4 separate regions of the Homo sapiens genome follow, and regions 2, 3 and 4 are each linked to region 1. The links are chromatin contacts, found by Hi-C or POLR2A ChIA-PET in ENCODE. All regions are on one chromosome and are shown on one strand. Each heading gives the region's core, a stretch centred on a gene start or an enhancer-like site at or near the end of the contact. The rest is flanking DNA. Distances are from core to core; before and after follow the strand shown.

Evidence for each region. A loop is a pair of places that touch in the nucleus more often than their neighbours do. ChIA-PET counts read pairs that join two places held with the same protein, here RNA polymerase II (POLR2A). Pooled maps may share reads with other maps.
Region 2: a loop to region 1 is called in a map of Caco-2, with 6 times the contacts of the local background. The contact joins two enhancer-like sites. A Hi-C loop is called at or near these places in 3 of 168 maps with a recorded cell type or tissue (Caco-2, Calu3 and PC-3), 3 of 37 single-sample maps with no recorded cell type and 3 of 50 pooled maps. POLR2A ChIA-PET finds 5 or more read pairs at or near these places in 2 of 52 experiments (CD4-positive, alpha-beta T cell and Caco-2).
Region 3: a map with no recorded cell type shows a loop between it and region 1 (9-fold over the local background). The contact joins the promoter of UGT2B17 here to the enhancer-like site in region 1. A Hi-C loop is called at or near these places in 25 of 37 single-sample maps with no recorded cell type and 4 of 50 pooled maps.
Region 4: a map of Caco-2 shows a loop between it and region 1 (10-fold over the local background). The contact joins two enhancer-like sites. A Hi-C loop is called at or near these places in 4 of 168 maps with a recorded cell type or tissue (Caco-2, Calu3, HepG2 and 1 more) and 2 of 50 pooled maps. POLR2A ChIA-PET finds 5 or more read pairs at or near these places in 3 of 52 experiments (Caco-2, HepG2 and PC-3).

Annotation. Positions count from the first base shown.
Region 1 is chr4:68,731,576-68,735,020 of GRCh38, forward strand. No RefSeq gene overlaps it. Among named protein-coding and RNA genes, the nearest start is that of UGT2B15, 63 kb to the left of the region's middle. Within about 2 kb of position 1,741, at least 3 of the 41 ENCODE cell types and tissues checked have a DNase peak (open chromatin) inside an H3K27ac peak, as active enhancers do.
Region 2 is chr4:68,904,918-68,908,362 of GRCh38, forward strand. It overlaps the pseudogene LOC101930041. Among named protein-coding and RNA genes, the nearest start is that of UGT2A3, 45 kb to the right of the region's middle. RefSeq lists enhancers at 719-1,610, 1,611-2,501. Within about 2 kb of position 1,639, at least 7 of the 41 ENCODE cell types and tissues checked have a DNase peak (open chromatin) inside an H3K27ac peak, as active enhancers do.
Region 3 is chr4:68,574,820-68,578,264 of GRCh38, forward strand. It overlaps UGT2B17 (UDP glucuronosyltransferase family 2 member B17), which reads right to left and starts at 1,503. Exons shown (of 7, transcript NM_001077.4): 1 at 1,132-1,503.
Region 4 is chr4:68,863,115-68,866,559 of GRCh38, forward strand. It overlaps the pseudogene LOC101930041. Among named protein-coding and RNA genes, the nearest start is that of UGT2B10, 49 kb to the left of the region's middle. Within about 2 kb of position 1,502, at least 6 of the 41 ENCODE cell types and tissues checked have a DNase peak (open chromatin) inside an H3K27ac peak, as active enhancers do.

The DNA of each region.
Region 1 (3,445 bases), core at 491-2,990:
TCTACATTTTTGGGTATCTTTTCAGCAATGCCCCACCCTACTAGTACCAATTTACTCTATTTTTCTGTTTTCACACTGTTGATAAAGACAAACCAGATACTGTGAAGAAAAAGAGGCTTGGCCAGGCGTGGTGACTCACACCTGTAATCCCAGCACTTTGGGAGGCCAAGACGTGCAGATCATGAGGTCAGGAGATTGAAACCATCCTGGCTAACACGGTGAAACCCCATCTCTACTCAAAATACAAAAAATTAGCCAGACGCCTTGGTGGGCACCTGTAGTCCCAGCTACTCGGGAGGCTGAGGCAGGAGAATGCCATGAACCCGGGGGGCAGAGTTTGCAGTGAGCCGTGATCGCGCCACTGCACTCCAACCTGGGGGACAGAGCGAGACTCTGTCTCAAAAAAAAAAAAAAAAGAAAAGAAAGAAAAGGAGGCTTAATTAGACTTAAAGTTCCTCATGGCTGGGGAGGCCTCAGAATCAGAGCAGGAGGTGAATGGCACTTCTTACATGGTAGCAGCAACAGAAAATGTGGAAGATGCAAAAGTGGAAACCCCAGATAAAACCATCAGATCTCATGAGACTCATTCACTATAATGAGAACAGTATGGAAGAAACAGTCCCCGTGATTCAAATTAACTCCCATAGGGTCCCTCACACAACACATGGAAATTATGGGAGTACAATTCAAGATGATATTTGGGTGGGGACACAGAGCCAAACCATATCAATACTCATCAGTGATACTGGCTTGTAGTTTTATTGTTTTGTTATGCCCATGCTTTGTTTTTGTGTAAGAGTAACATTATCCTCATAGAATGAGTTTGAATTATTCCCTTTTTTTTTTATTTCTCTTTTTCTTTTCTTTTTTTTTTTTGAAAAGGTTGAGTCAGATTGGTATCAAGCTGTTACATGTTGGGTATAATTCAAAAGTGGGATCATAAGTTTCTGAACCTTTTTATTTTGATGAAAGACATTTTATTACTTCAATAACAGCTTCAATCCCTTGCCCATTATTATTTGTTTGATGTTTTCAACCGCTTTATAGTTCAATCTTAGTAAGTTTTGAGTCCAGAAATTCATATATTTCTTCTAGGTTTACTATTAATTTATCATAACAATTCTAATAGTTTTGTATTATTTTGGTCTCAGTTTTTATGTCTCTTCTTTTTCCATTTCTGATGGTTTTTATTTGCATCTTGTCTATGTTTTTCTTGCTTAACTTAGCTAAAGGTTTGTTAACATCATTGATCTTTGAAACAAGTCAGGGTCACTGGTCTGGTTGTCTAAGGTGTTATCAGAGCTTGTGATCTCAGGACCAAAAAAATTAAGAAGCGTGGTTACAAAGGGTGAGGTTGGAGCAAAAATTTAATAACAAAAAAACAAAGCTCTCGGCAGTGGAGAGGGTTCCCTGATGGTTGCTGTGTTACGGTTGTATTCAAAAGCTCTTATGAGGAACTGCTTTCATCTCTGTAACTGAGTAACTTTTCTTATCTATAAAACTGCCTGCATAGTTTCATCTCTGTAACTGAGTAACTTTTCTTATCTATAAAACCGCCTGCATATCTCCCAGTTATTCTCTGTCATTGTGGATATGTCTCCAGGAAAGCACAAAGTGCTGTTTCTTGCGTTTGTATAATGATGGGTTTGTTTTAGGTACACCCCCCTCCTCTCTTTGCAAATTCCCATGGAGCCCACTGTGTACATGTCTGAAAAGGGGAGGACACTTTTTCCTGGGAGCTTACTAATCATACAAAGAGCAAAGGGTTTCTATGCTGGACATTGCATGCCTTGCCTGCTTATCTGTGGCTTATCTGTGCAGGTGCACTGTAGCTGTGATTTTTTTTTTAGGCAGGCAGCTTCTGCAGTCTGAGTTTTTCCCCAAGCTGCTCTATTTTTCCTGTAGTTGTGAGTTTTCAGGAAGGCAGCATTTTTGAGGACCAGCCTTAATTGTTTACTTAACTGATTTTCTCTTTTCTTCTCCATCATCTTCACAAAAAAACAACTTTTTGTTTCATAGATCTTTTGTATTGTGTTTATTTTAGCCTCAAATTTATTTAACTGTGTTCTGGTCTTTATAATTTCTTTCTTTCTATTAGCTTTGGGTTTGGTTTGTTCCTGCTTTTTTAGTTCTTTGATGTATAGGATTAGGTTATTTGAAGTCTTTCAACTTTTTTGATACAGATGTTTGTTACAAGAAACTTTCTTCTTACAGTTTTTTTGGCCATCTTCCATAGATGTTGGTATGCTGTACTTCCATTTTCATTTGTCTCACAAAATTTTTAAATTTTCTTCTTAATAACTTCATTGACATGTTTGTCATTTAGCAGTATGTTTAATTTCCATGTGTTCATGTCTGTTTTCCAGATTCTTCTTTTAATTTATTTTTTGTTTTATTTCATTGTGGTCAGAAAATATACTTCATATGATACTTGTGTTTTTGAATTTGTACAGGCTTGTTTGGTAGCCTATCATAGAATTAAGGGAGACATTTTTTGTGCTAATAAAAAGAATGTCTATTCTACAGCAATTATGTGAAACTTTCTGTATATGTCAGTTAGGCCCTTCATATCTAGTGTGTACTTTAACTCTGATGTTTCTGTGTTGATTTTCTTCCTGGATAATCTTTCCATTACAGAGAATGGGGTGTTAAAGTCTCCTACTATTGCTGTGTTGCATGCTAGTTTTGCCTTTAGGTCTGTTAATGTTTGCTTTACATGCTTGAGAGCTCAGGTTTTGGTAAGTATAATGACTAAATCTTGCTAAACTGACCCCTTCATTATCATGTAGTTACTGTCTTTGTTTTTTGTTTTTTTTTTCCCGTCTGATTTGTAATCTGTTTATAACTACACCTGTACTTTTCTGGTTTCTAGTTGCATGGAATATATTTTGCCATCCCTTCACTTTCAGTCTATGTATGGCTTTATAAGTGAAGTGGGTTTCTTTAAGGCAGCATGATTCTTTATTCAGCCATTCTATGTCTTTTAACTGAGAACTGAGACAATTTACATCCATTTTTATTATTGACAAGTAAGGCTTACTAGAGCCATTTTGTTGATTGTTTACTGTTTGTTTTTAGACTCCTCTCTTCCTTCCTTCCTGTCTTTCTTCATAATTAGGTGATTGTCTCTGGTAGTATATTTCAAGTTGCTGCTTTTTAAGTACATCAATGATAGATTTCTTAACTGTGGTTACCAGTAGACTTACAGAAAACCATTTTAGAGATATGGCATGTTATTTTAAAGAGATCACAACTTAGATTGCAAATAAAATTATAAAATAAATAAGGGCAAAAGTCACAGAAAATGTATATACTTTAACTCAATCACCTACCCATTTTGACTCATAGTTATCTTGATTTACATATTTGTATATCATCTGTTTCTTAACCGGTTGCTATAGTTGTTATGTTTTCTGGGATAGGTGAAATGCAGAACACAAATTCA
Region 2 (3,445 bases), core at 389-2,888, 170 kb after region 1:
GCCCTGGGGTCTCTTTTCCCTCCAGTGGTTCTTGCAAAATTGGTTTTTCCTGTGGCTTTCTTTTTGTCTCTGTGTTTGCCGGAGAAGCTTTCACTTTTTGCTCAGCTCAACCTACAAGCTCCTGTGACTTTCCCTTTAACTCTGTGTTTACAGGCGAAGCTTTCACTTTGTCTTTGCAGCTGCCAGCACAGGTGATTTCTCTCAGCTCGACCTGCGAGTATCCTGCAATAAGCTGCTAAACAGGGCTGCATTCAGCCATGAGTTAACATAAGGAAATTTGGTCTGAATGCCCTGACTGTCCTCCTTGTTATTATTCTCTGGACACTCATCCTTCCAGTGTCCTTTTCTTTTGCACCGCTCACACTGATCTCTTTCCAGCCTCGGCTGGCCCTCAAATCCCTGTCCAGACTGGCCTCTTCCATGCCCATGTCCATACCCACATCCATGAGGGATGCTGCCAGCAAATCAGCCTTTTTCTCAAGCCTTCTATTAGCCTCCCTCTTTGCCTCCTGATCTTGGTTAATGTACACCTTCGTGGCCACTTCAATAAGCTGAGTAGCATTCATCCCTTTAAAACCTTCCATTTTCTGCAATTTTCACTGGATATCCCCCTGGGCCTGCTCTACAAATGCCATGTTCATCATGCACTGGCCTCACCAAGTCTTTTATAAAAATGGCTGGGGCTTTCATCTGCACCCTGATGCCCCTCTGAGATTTTTCCTATATTGATTGCCTGTCTCCCGCCTTCCCTTAAATTTTGCAGGAGTGCCTCTTGGTATCTTGGCAGCTGCTATAGTTGGGCTGCCTCATTCCTTTGGGTTCTAGTGGGGGTCCTCTAGTTTCCAGGAGAGGCATTTGCATAGCCCTAACACAACCTGACTGGAGGTGGCTTGCCTGTTTTTCCTAGCATTTCACCTTAACTTCCTGGAGTGAGGGCTCAGATTTTTCCCTCTCAAGAGAGACTGGGGGCATGTATCCATTTGAGCTTGACTCCTCAGAGGCAGTTAACCTGGGGAAAGCGGGGGTAGATTGGAACATATGGAGGAGGGGTCTCTTTTCCCTCCAGTGGTTCTTGAAAAACTGGTTTTTCCTGTGGCTTTCTTTTTGTCTCTGTTTGCTCACGCTACAAGCTCCTGTGACTTTCCCTTTAACTCTGTTTACAGGCGAAGCTTTCACTTTGTCTTTGTAGCTGGCAGCACAATTGATTTCTCTTGGCTTGAGCTGTGAGCATTCTTCAATAAGCTGCTAAACAGGGCTGCATTCAGCCATGAGTTAATATAAGGAAATTTGGTCTGAATTATCTGACTGTCCTCCAACTCAGGTCACCACCTTAAACACACGGCCAATTTTCTCCCTATCTGTAGCACATTTGGCAGGCCAGCCAACACCAAAAAAGGGCTATTCTAATTCACAGAGAGCTCTCAGCATCTGAGGGGTTAACTTGACTCCCTCAACCCCTGCAAAGCCTTTCTTAAAGTTCTTTAACATACATTCCAATGGGGTGGGTTTCCACGATTTTCCTCCCATTTCCTCCCAGTTATGATGCAGCACATTCACCTTTCCTTTTGTTTTAGACCGATTGGACCCGGTTGGTCCTACATTTTGCTCGGAGCGTACAGCCTACACTAAGAGATCAGCAGCTCCACACATGTCATTCCCGTTGGTTCCTCCCAGAACTGTCTCTTTCACACGCACTCACACACTTCCCCGCTCCCAGTTCCCTATCCTGGTTGGGGCAGTGAACCGCTCTCACTGCATCCAGTTTCCTTCTGAACTAACTTAGCGAGCCACTCTCGCGTCCTGTGTTGGTTGGGGTGTGAGTTTCATCCAAATTTGTGAGCCACTCTCACCGTCCCCCAGCCTCTCTGTGTTGGATTAGTTGTCACTCCCTGGGAGGTGATCAGGCTCCCCTTCTGTCCTTATGGGATAGGTCCTGCCTTGGGCCCCAAAACTTTACCATGGTTCTGAAGAAAGGGCGCCATTCCTGGAACCGTCCTGCAACCCCTCCGGGTTCCCTTGTGCTGTCAGGGGAGGGGCACCGGGGACGCGGGAGAACAGCTCCTTTCTCTGGGCTTAAGTTCCCTTGATGGGTCCTGAAGTTAAGGGTCTCCCACAGCCGAGGCCCCAGACCGCCCACAGGCAAAGAAGCCAGCCAAGCTGCAGTCTCTCAGTCCCATGTGGGTCACCAGGTGTGTAGCGGATCAGGAGGACCCGAGAGAGACCTTGGGGTATATAGAGGAGGATATCTTTATTGAGTACACTCAGACCCAACGGACTTACCATCCAAAGATGGGGCCCCCAACAAAGACAGCACTTGACTTTTATACACACTTTAAAAAAGGGGTGGGCTAACTTGGTGCAGGCTTACGGTGGCACGAAAGCAGGGATACAGAAGGAGAACAATTAATAAAATTGTGACAGGTTCATAACCCAGGATTACACATGACTATTGCTATGCAACCTAGATGACTGTTATCTAGGTTTTGCTCAAAAGAGCCTTGCACTGGTTTATCTTATAACCTTCACTATGGTGCCCAGACAGCTGTAGTTCAGGCGTACTCAGACTTCTCAGGACCTTTGCTGTGCTTTTTAGATAAAGCAGAAATCTTGAGGTTACTAGTTACAGAGAACAAGAATCTGTAAAGTCATACCATAAAACAGAGGAAAATTTGTTTTTCTTCTCCCTATGTTGAAGGAGTGCTGAGAGAGTCACCAGACCACATTTCTTTGGTGTGTGTCCTGGCTTTTTAGATAGTATTAAGAATTTCCCTGGGTCTGGGCTGCACCCATTGCTGCCTCTGGGACTAGTTAGCCTAATACAGGAAAGCCTATTTCTCTTTTTAATTTTATTTTTCTTTCTTTCTTTAATTTCCTGCCTCAATCTCAGTAAATTAAATTATCCTAAATGTTAACTTTTCAGGGAGAAAATTTTCACCCTTTAACTCTTTATAGAATTTAAGACTCTTAGTTTTCCAACATTATGGCACTGTATTTAATATTTTGTGGGATCTGGGCAAGGGCTGATGCAATCACATCAGCCTTTTCTTCTGTAATGTTATCAACCATCGATCCCAGACAAAACACTGCAATGCTATTTTCTCCAGAGCTCTGGGAAAATGTCCATTTCCTATGAAGAAAGAATTTGCTCCATCACAAAAGAGCAATAACACAGCAAACACTATTGAAAAGAATGCTATGAGCAAATAAGGATGAGATATCAAATATTAGCTGGAATTGCTGGAGTAGAAGCTATGATAAAACATACATAATATGAAATTTTCCAACTTAAGCACTTCTAAGTGTACACATAGTACTGCTAGGTACACAATCTTAAGCAACCAATCTCCAGAACTTTTTCTGCTTTAAAGTTAAAACTCTATGCTGATTAAACAACAACTTTTTATTTTATGGAGTCCTTTTCACGTGGTAGCCACCATTCTACTTT
Region 3 (3,445 bases), core at 253-2,752, 160 kb before region 1:
TTTTTCAACATGTCTCAACTTTCTGACTTATTACAAACATTTTTTTCTTCTCTTTAAACAACAAGTTAATTTATTTCAGGACAAGAATTTACCATATAACACTCTTTTTACATAAATTTTACCTCCTCCCCCCCCTTTTTTTTTTGAAGATAACCATTCCTTTTTTTTAAAAAGTGAACTTTCTTTATGTCTTTGGACTAGACTGTCTAAGGCCACAAGATTAGAAGTTACCATAATATGTGTTACACTGTCAACTTTTAGCAAACTTCGCTTTTGTTGAAAACCTTGTAAGTTTGAAATTTCAATTATCCTTTGCTATTAATAAGACCTTGTTTAGTCTAAATTTACTTAGAATTGGTATAGATGGCCTTTTTTTTTTTTTTCTCTGCTGGTCTTTCCTTGCCTCTGCCAGCTGCTTATGCTGCTGTTCTCTTAACTATTGTGAGGGGGGGTGGGGGGAAGGGGTCTAAAACCAGCTGTAACTGTCTATGTACAGAACCTGGTCTGGGTGCCTTGGCTTACAGGTTACCTTGTGCCATACCTTAGAAACTAAAAAGACCTATCTAGGCTTCCTTCTGATGGCTAACCTACCTCTAATGCTGGCCAATCTATTTCACACAAAGTTCTAAGTTTTCCTGGAGTCATAGTGACTCCATAGTCTCTATTAAATCCTTTCTTGAAATTCATTATCATAGTTCCCAGTGCAGTGGGCTTACTTTGTGCCTGATCTATGTTTTTTTGAGACAAAACACCATGCTCACAGCACACACACACCACAAAACAAAGAACGGGTAAAAGGGCACACACAAACATTTCAGTTTACACCAAACCAAAATCAAAACCAAAATCAGAGTATCCAGAAATCCAAGCCAGGTCAAAAACCAAAACCAAAGTATCCAGCAATTCAAGTCAAGTCAAAACCAGATCAAAAGTGCCAATACAGGCACACCGTGGGTGATCAGGCTATGCTACACTTCCATTCAGGTGGAGTGGGGCAAGTTCAAAAGACTAGTCCTACCAAGTCTAGCCAAGTCAAAACCAGAACAAAGGTGCCAACACAGGCACACCGTGGGTGACCAGGCCATGCTTCTACTCAGGTGGAGTGGGACAAGTTCAAAAGACTAGTCTTACCAAGTTCCAGATGTCCAGACTCCAAGTGCCAGTTCCTTCCCGGTGTTCAGCCACTGTGTTAATCCTCCACGGGGGCCTGCTACGTGTTGATCTGGTGAGGTGTTCCACTGGGGCAATTTCCTACCCAGGAGCGCTCTTTGGATCTCATCACTCAGGCTGCCCGGAGTACCCCACAGGGATGCTCCACAGGGCAGGCTTAAGCCACCTAAGGGGCTGCCTCAGCCTTCCGTCAGTCACCTTGCTTCTGGGTCAGGGAGCCAAGAAATGTAGCAGGACGAGCCACAGACAAAACCTCTCAGACATCGAGTTGTAGAAGGAAGGGCTTTATTCAGCTGGGAACATTGGCAAGATACTGCCTTAAAATCTGAGCTCCCCGAGTGCACAATTTCTGTCCTTTTTAAGGGCTCACTACACTAAAGATTTCACATGAAAGGGTCGTGATTGATTTGAGCAAGCAGTGGGTATGTGACAGGGGCTGCATGCACTGGTGGTCAGAGAGAAACAGAACAGGGCAGGGAGTTTCACAATGTTCTTCTATACATGTCTGGAATCTATGAATAACATTGGTTTCTAAGTTATGAGTTGAGTTTTAACTACTAAGTTTAGGCCAGGCAGGCCCAGGCATAGTTTCAGTCCTGGCGTTTGGGCTGCCTGTCTTTGGTTTTACTTCCTTGTTGTTTTTTCTTAAACATGTACTGAGTGAAAAACAATATAAAATAATATGAGAAGGTCTTTCTCTTCCTTCACATGCACATTGGTCACTGATCTCGCCTACTGTTAGGCTTCCCTGGGAGCCCAGTTAACAGGGGAAAATCTGCATGACCTCTCTTGGTTTCTCCTGTCCCAAAATCCAACACTGATCCAAGAAGGCTCCAGTATGTGCCAGGCACTCCCTGATCATCTGGTCTTAGGGGGACGCCTCTAAGCCATTTGATTCCGTTCCAGGAACCAAAAAGGCAGAGGTGATAATAGCTCCTTTTATTGTCTTCCTCCAGCTGTCCAGGACAGTCTTCTTTTTCCCTGTTCTCCAGAGCCTACCCTTTGATATGGAAAACTCCCCATCCTCCATTCCAAAAAACAGCCCTCCAGACTGCCTCATAAAAAATCTGCAAACCTTAGGCCTCAGGCAAGATACCCACCCTAAGCGCCTTGTCTTTTTTATACAATAAAACCTGGCCGCAGTATGAATTAGATAACGGGTCCAAATGGCCAGCAAATGAAACACTTGACTTTACAATTTTAACTGGTTAAAGCAATTATTGCCGATGACTGGAAAAATGGGGAGAAATTCCTTGTTCCAGGCCTTTTTGCACTCAGATCACAACCTGACTTCTGCAATTCTTGCTTACCTGTTCAAATCCTTCATTCTCACCGCCCTCATAACCTTTCTCCTCCTGACCCTACCTCTTTTTCCTTGTTGGATCCAGCAGACTGCTGTCCACCCCTCCCAGCCCCTACCCCCACGTCTCAACCATCTTCTATAACTCCCCAAGCTTTCTCATTGTCTTCGCAGTCACCATCTTCCCAGCCACCATCTTCCCAGCCGGCATCACCTCCAAAAGTACCCACTTCTTTTTCTACACCGTCCTCTCCTCAGGAAAACTCTAGCATTGCCTGTACTCAGTCTCCTTCCTCACTGCCCTCTCCTGAAGCCTGTAAACCCATCAAGCCACCTTACACCCCTATGTATCCTCCACTGCCTGTCAACTCAACCCGCCTTCCCCCTTCAAACCCTCAGCAGGAACCCCTTCTGGCTTCTTTCTTCTCTCCTGTCCATACCAGCTTGGGCACCATCTTTGGCCCACGCTGCACCCATACTTCAGTGCGGGTGCTAGAATGCCCCCTTCAGGAAGTAGCAGGAACTGAAGGTATTGTTAGAGTTCATGTTCCCTTCTCCTTCACTGATCTCTCAAACTAACAAGACTCAGTTCATTTCCAGAAGACCCTACCTCTTATATTAGGGAGTTTCAGTACCTTACCCAGTCTTATGCACTAACCTGGTATGACCTCTACTTATCCTGTCTTCCACCCTCACCTTCTACTTATCCTCTCTTCCACCCTCACCCCAGAAGACAGGGACCATATTTGGACCCTGGTTCAGGAGCATGCTAATACAATTCATCATCAAGCTCCTGCCCAGCCTACTGGCACGGAGGCAGTCCCCAACCAGGAGCCCCACCAGGATTATCAAGACAGGGCCTCTGGACACTGCCATCAAGACCACATGATTGTGTATCTCCTTGCAGGACTCAAAAAGGGTGCCCATAAAGTGGTAAACTATAAAAACCTTTCAGAAATCACCCAAGGTCCTGAC
Region 4 (3,445 bases), core at 252-2,751, 130 kb after region 1:
AGTAACTCAAAATTTTAAGATTATGTTAAATATTATCCTGAAATAAAGACACCTACTTCTTAGGTTCTGGGTTATTAAAACCTGCCTAGAGGAACTCTCTCCTTTTGGACCATTTTAGTCACTGTTTTCATTCTCAATTTAAGTATTAACCTGAATTCTAATTTAATAAATTAACATTACTTGTTTATATAATTGAATTATATAATATATACTTGTGTCTTTTTTTGTATAGCAGTTATTGGTTAATTACATTGCTGTATAGTATTCTGTTGATTGACAAATACCACAGAGTATTTCTTTATTTTATAACTGATGGACACCTGGGTTGTTTACATTTTTGGACATTATTAGTTATTCTGGTATAAATATATTTATCTATATGTATGTCATTAGTTTTACATATTAATTTCTGTTAGATATATAATTGGGAGAAGAGTTGCTGAGATAAATGTGCATGTATAATTACAATATTTTGTTGACTGAATTTTTTAAAAATGTATTTTTAATTTCCAAAGTTTAGAGAATTTTTTAGTTATCATTCTTTGTATGATTTCTAATTTATTTCTAGTATAGCTAGACCACATACTTTTTATGATTTTGAATCTCAACAAACTAATTGAGTTTTGAGTTTTTGCCCAGCATATGATCAGTTCAGGTCACTATTTCCTATACTTTTAAAAAATGTTTATTTCCAGTATACACACATGCACACACACACTATATGTATATGTCTACACATAGAATATAGAATATTTGAAAATATTTGAAAGTATAGAATATTTGAAAATCATTCCAGTGAGTAGTGATCACAGAGAAAGGTCAGGGCAGGACATTACAGAAGAAAGTTAGTTTGAAACAGGGGAACTTAGTTTTAAATAAACAATTATGAGTTTGAATGATAATTTATTGGCAAATAATTCTTCACTCAAGTTTTAAAAGACAGTCACAAGATCAAGCCTTTCTTTAGCAAGAAATTCTTGCATCTCAACATAGAGTGGTATGTAAAGGTAAGAGTTTAAAAGCAGGGAAAATGATAAAATTGTATATTAGTTACTGAGACATGCCAACCTAATGGAATGAAACACAAATTGTTAATAGTAACTGCAAGAAATTAATTTAAAATTTGTATTTACTGATAATATCTGAGGTAGGAAAAAATGTACAGGAGAAAAGACATGGTTGTGGTTTCTGTCTTAATAAGCAGAAGGCTGATAATGACATTAGGTAAAATGAGTTTTAAAAAGCTCATCTAGCAAACGCATAAAGAGCTGATCACTCGGTGTTTTGAGCCCTCATGGAGGTGATAGATGTCTGGAGAGAGAAACTAATGAGAGAAGAAAGAATAAGTAACCAGTTAGGCAGATAGTTAGGACAGGTTCTTGGTAGAAGTCCTCCCCAAAAAATGACAATGTGGAAGAAATCAAGCTGCAAGCACAGATAAGGAAGCAAAGTCCAAAGCCCTTGTCTTCTGTGCAACCAGTGAGCTCCGCCTACACACGGTGGCCTTTGGTGAGCACATTCCTTTTCTTTCTGGACACACTCAGGTAAAGGAACTTGCACAGGGTGCTTGCCTAAGACAGACCTGTAGCTGTATAGATAAGGAAACTTACACAGAACCAGACACGTCTGCAGTGACACATACGCAATAAGCAAAATAAAACAATATGCAGTAACTCAGGCTAAGGACCTGCATGCACACTAGAGAGAAGAGGTGGAGCTAACAAGAATTTGTATGTATGCAAATAAGACATCCAGTCCTAACCTGTTTTTCGTGCCTTATGTGAATGAAACACTCTGCCCTATTAGCTTTTTTTTTTTTTTTTTTTTTTTTTTTTTATAAAAGTCTTTGGATTCAACTGTGAAATGAATGACAACCCTCTCAAGAACTCCTGGTAATACCTCAAACAACAAGACTGCTCCAGTGACCCTAGGCTGCTTCGGTGTAAAAAGTAAAGTAGAGATTCCTCTTCAAAGACTTCCCCTCCATCTAATTAAGAATAAGTAGTAACTTCTCTTACAAGCAAAATTTATTCAAAGACCTGTGCTAACATTCTTAAATATCTGCTAACCATAATAAAGAAATCAATGTATTTTATGTTCTCAGCTCCCACAATTTAGTGTAAATATTTGCCCTGGCATGCTTACACTGGTCTAAGCAAGCATTAGGTCATAGCCTGTTCCTCTTCCTTATTTGAAGGTGTTTTTACCTTTCTCAGTATACCACAAGTTACTTCTGCCTTCCTTTGTTCTCCTCTGCCTTTGCCTCTTTTAAAAAGTTCTAAGTTGCTAGCCAATCAGGACAAATACACAATGTGATGTCCTGTTCCTTCCAATAGAAACCCCGGACACAGCAGTAAGCTTGACATGTCAAGTTATAAATGACCGTCTCCTTTATTTGGTGTACTCTCATGGCAAAACTGCTGATGTGTGCACCCTTTCTGCATAAAGTAAAAAAAAAAATTGGCCTCGCTGAAGAAATTAAATTTATGTTCCAGTGCTATTTCTTTACGGCACTGAAGAACAAGGATTTTAAAGATTCACTAACACATGTAACAAGGCAGAAACAACTCAACGTTAAAACATGTGGAGTCTCACTTACAATCAGCACACATTGATGCACCACACAAAAAAGCCTAGGCTACAGCTCGGTTCCTCCTTTTAAGAAAAGAAGTGTGAAAGAATTTAAGAATGAGGAAAGACAATGAGAAAAACTGCTTTGGAACAATTTTTTGGTTTCATGGGTCTTCCATTTGAAAGCATTTGTGTAAAATGGAGAAGTGTGAGGGCATTCCACGTCTAATGGTTTAGGAACACCCCCTAGTGCTGTGTTGCCATGGAGCTTTCAGAAGATGTGGTTGTTTAAAAGTGCGTAGCAGCTTCCCCCACCTTCCTCCTGCTCCAATCAGGTAGGTCATGTTGACTTCCCTTCACTTTCTCATAATTATAAATTTCCTGAGGCCTCCTCAGACAGGGTACCTATACAGCCTAGGGAACTGTGAGTAATTTAAACCTCTTTTCGTCATAAATTACCCAGTCTCCGGTAGTTCTTTACAGCAATATGAGAACAAATGTGAAAACAAAGTAATACAGAAGATGTGAGAACAATGTGACAGCAAACTAATACAGAAAACTAGAGAGGTGGGGCATTACTGTAAAGATACCTGAAGATGTGGAAGCAACTTTGGAACTGGGTAATGGGCAGAGGTTGGAATAGTTTGGAGGGCTCCTAAAAAGACAGGAAGATGAGAAAAAGACAGGCAGATCCACAGGGCCAGAGCTTCCCAAAGCCTTGAGAGCCCTCCTATTGCCCTGGTATGCCCTGGATGTGAGACATAGAGTCAAAGGAAATTATTTTGGATCTTTGAGATTGAATGAGTGCCCTGCTGGGTTTTGGACTTGCCTGGGGCCTTTGTTCTGGCCATTTTTTTTCTTTTAAAATGGGAAC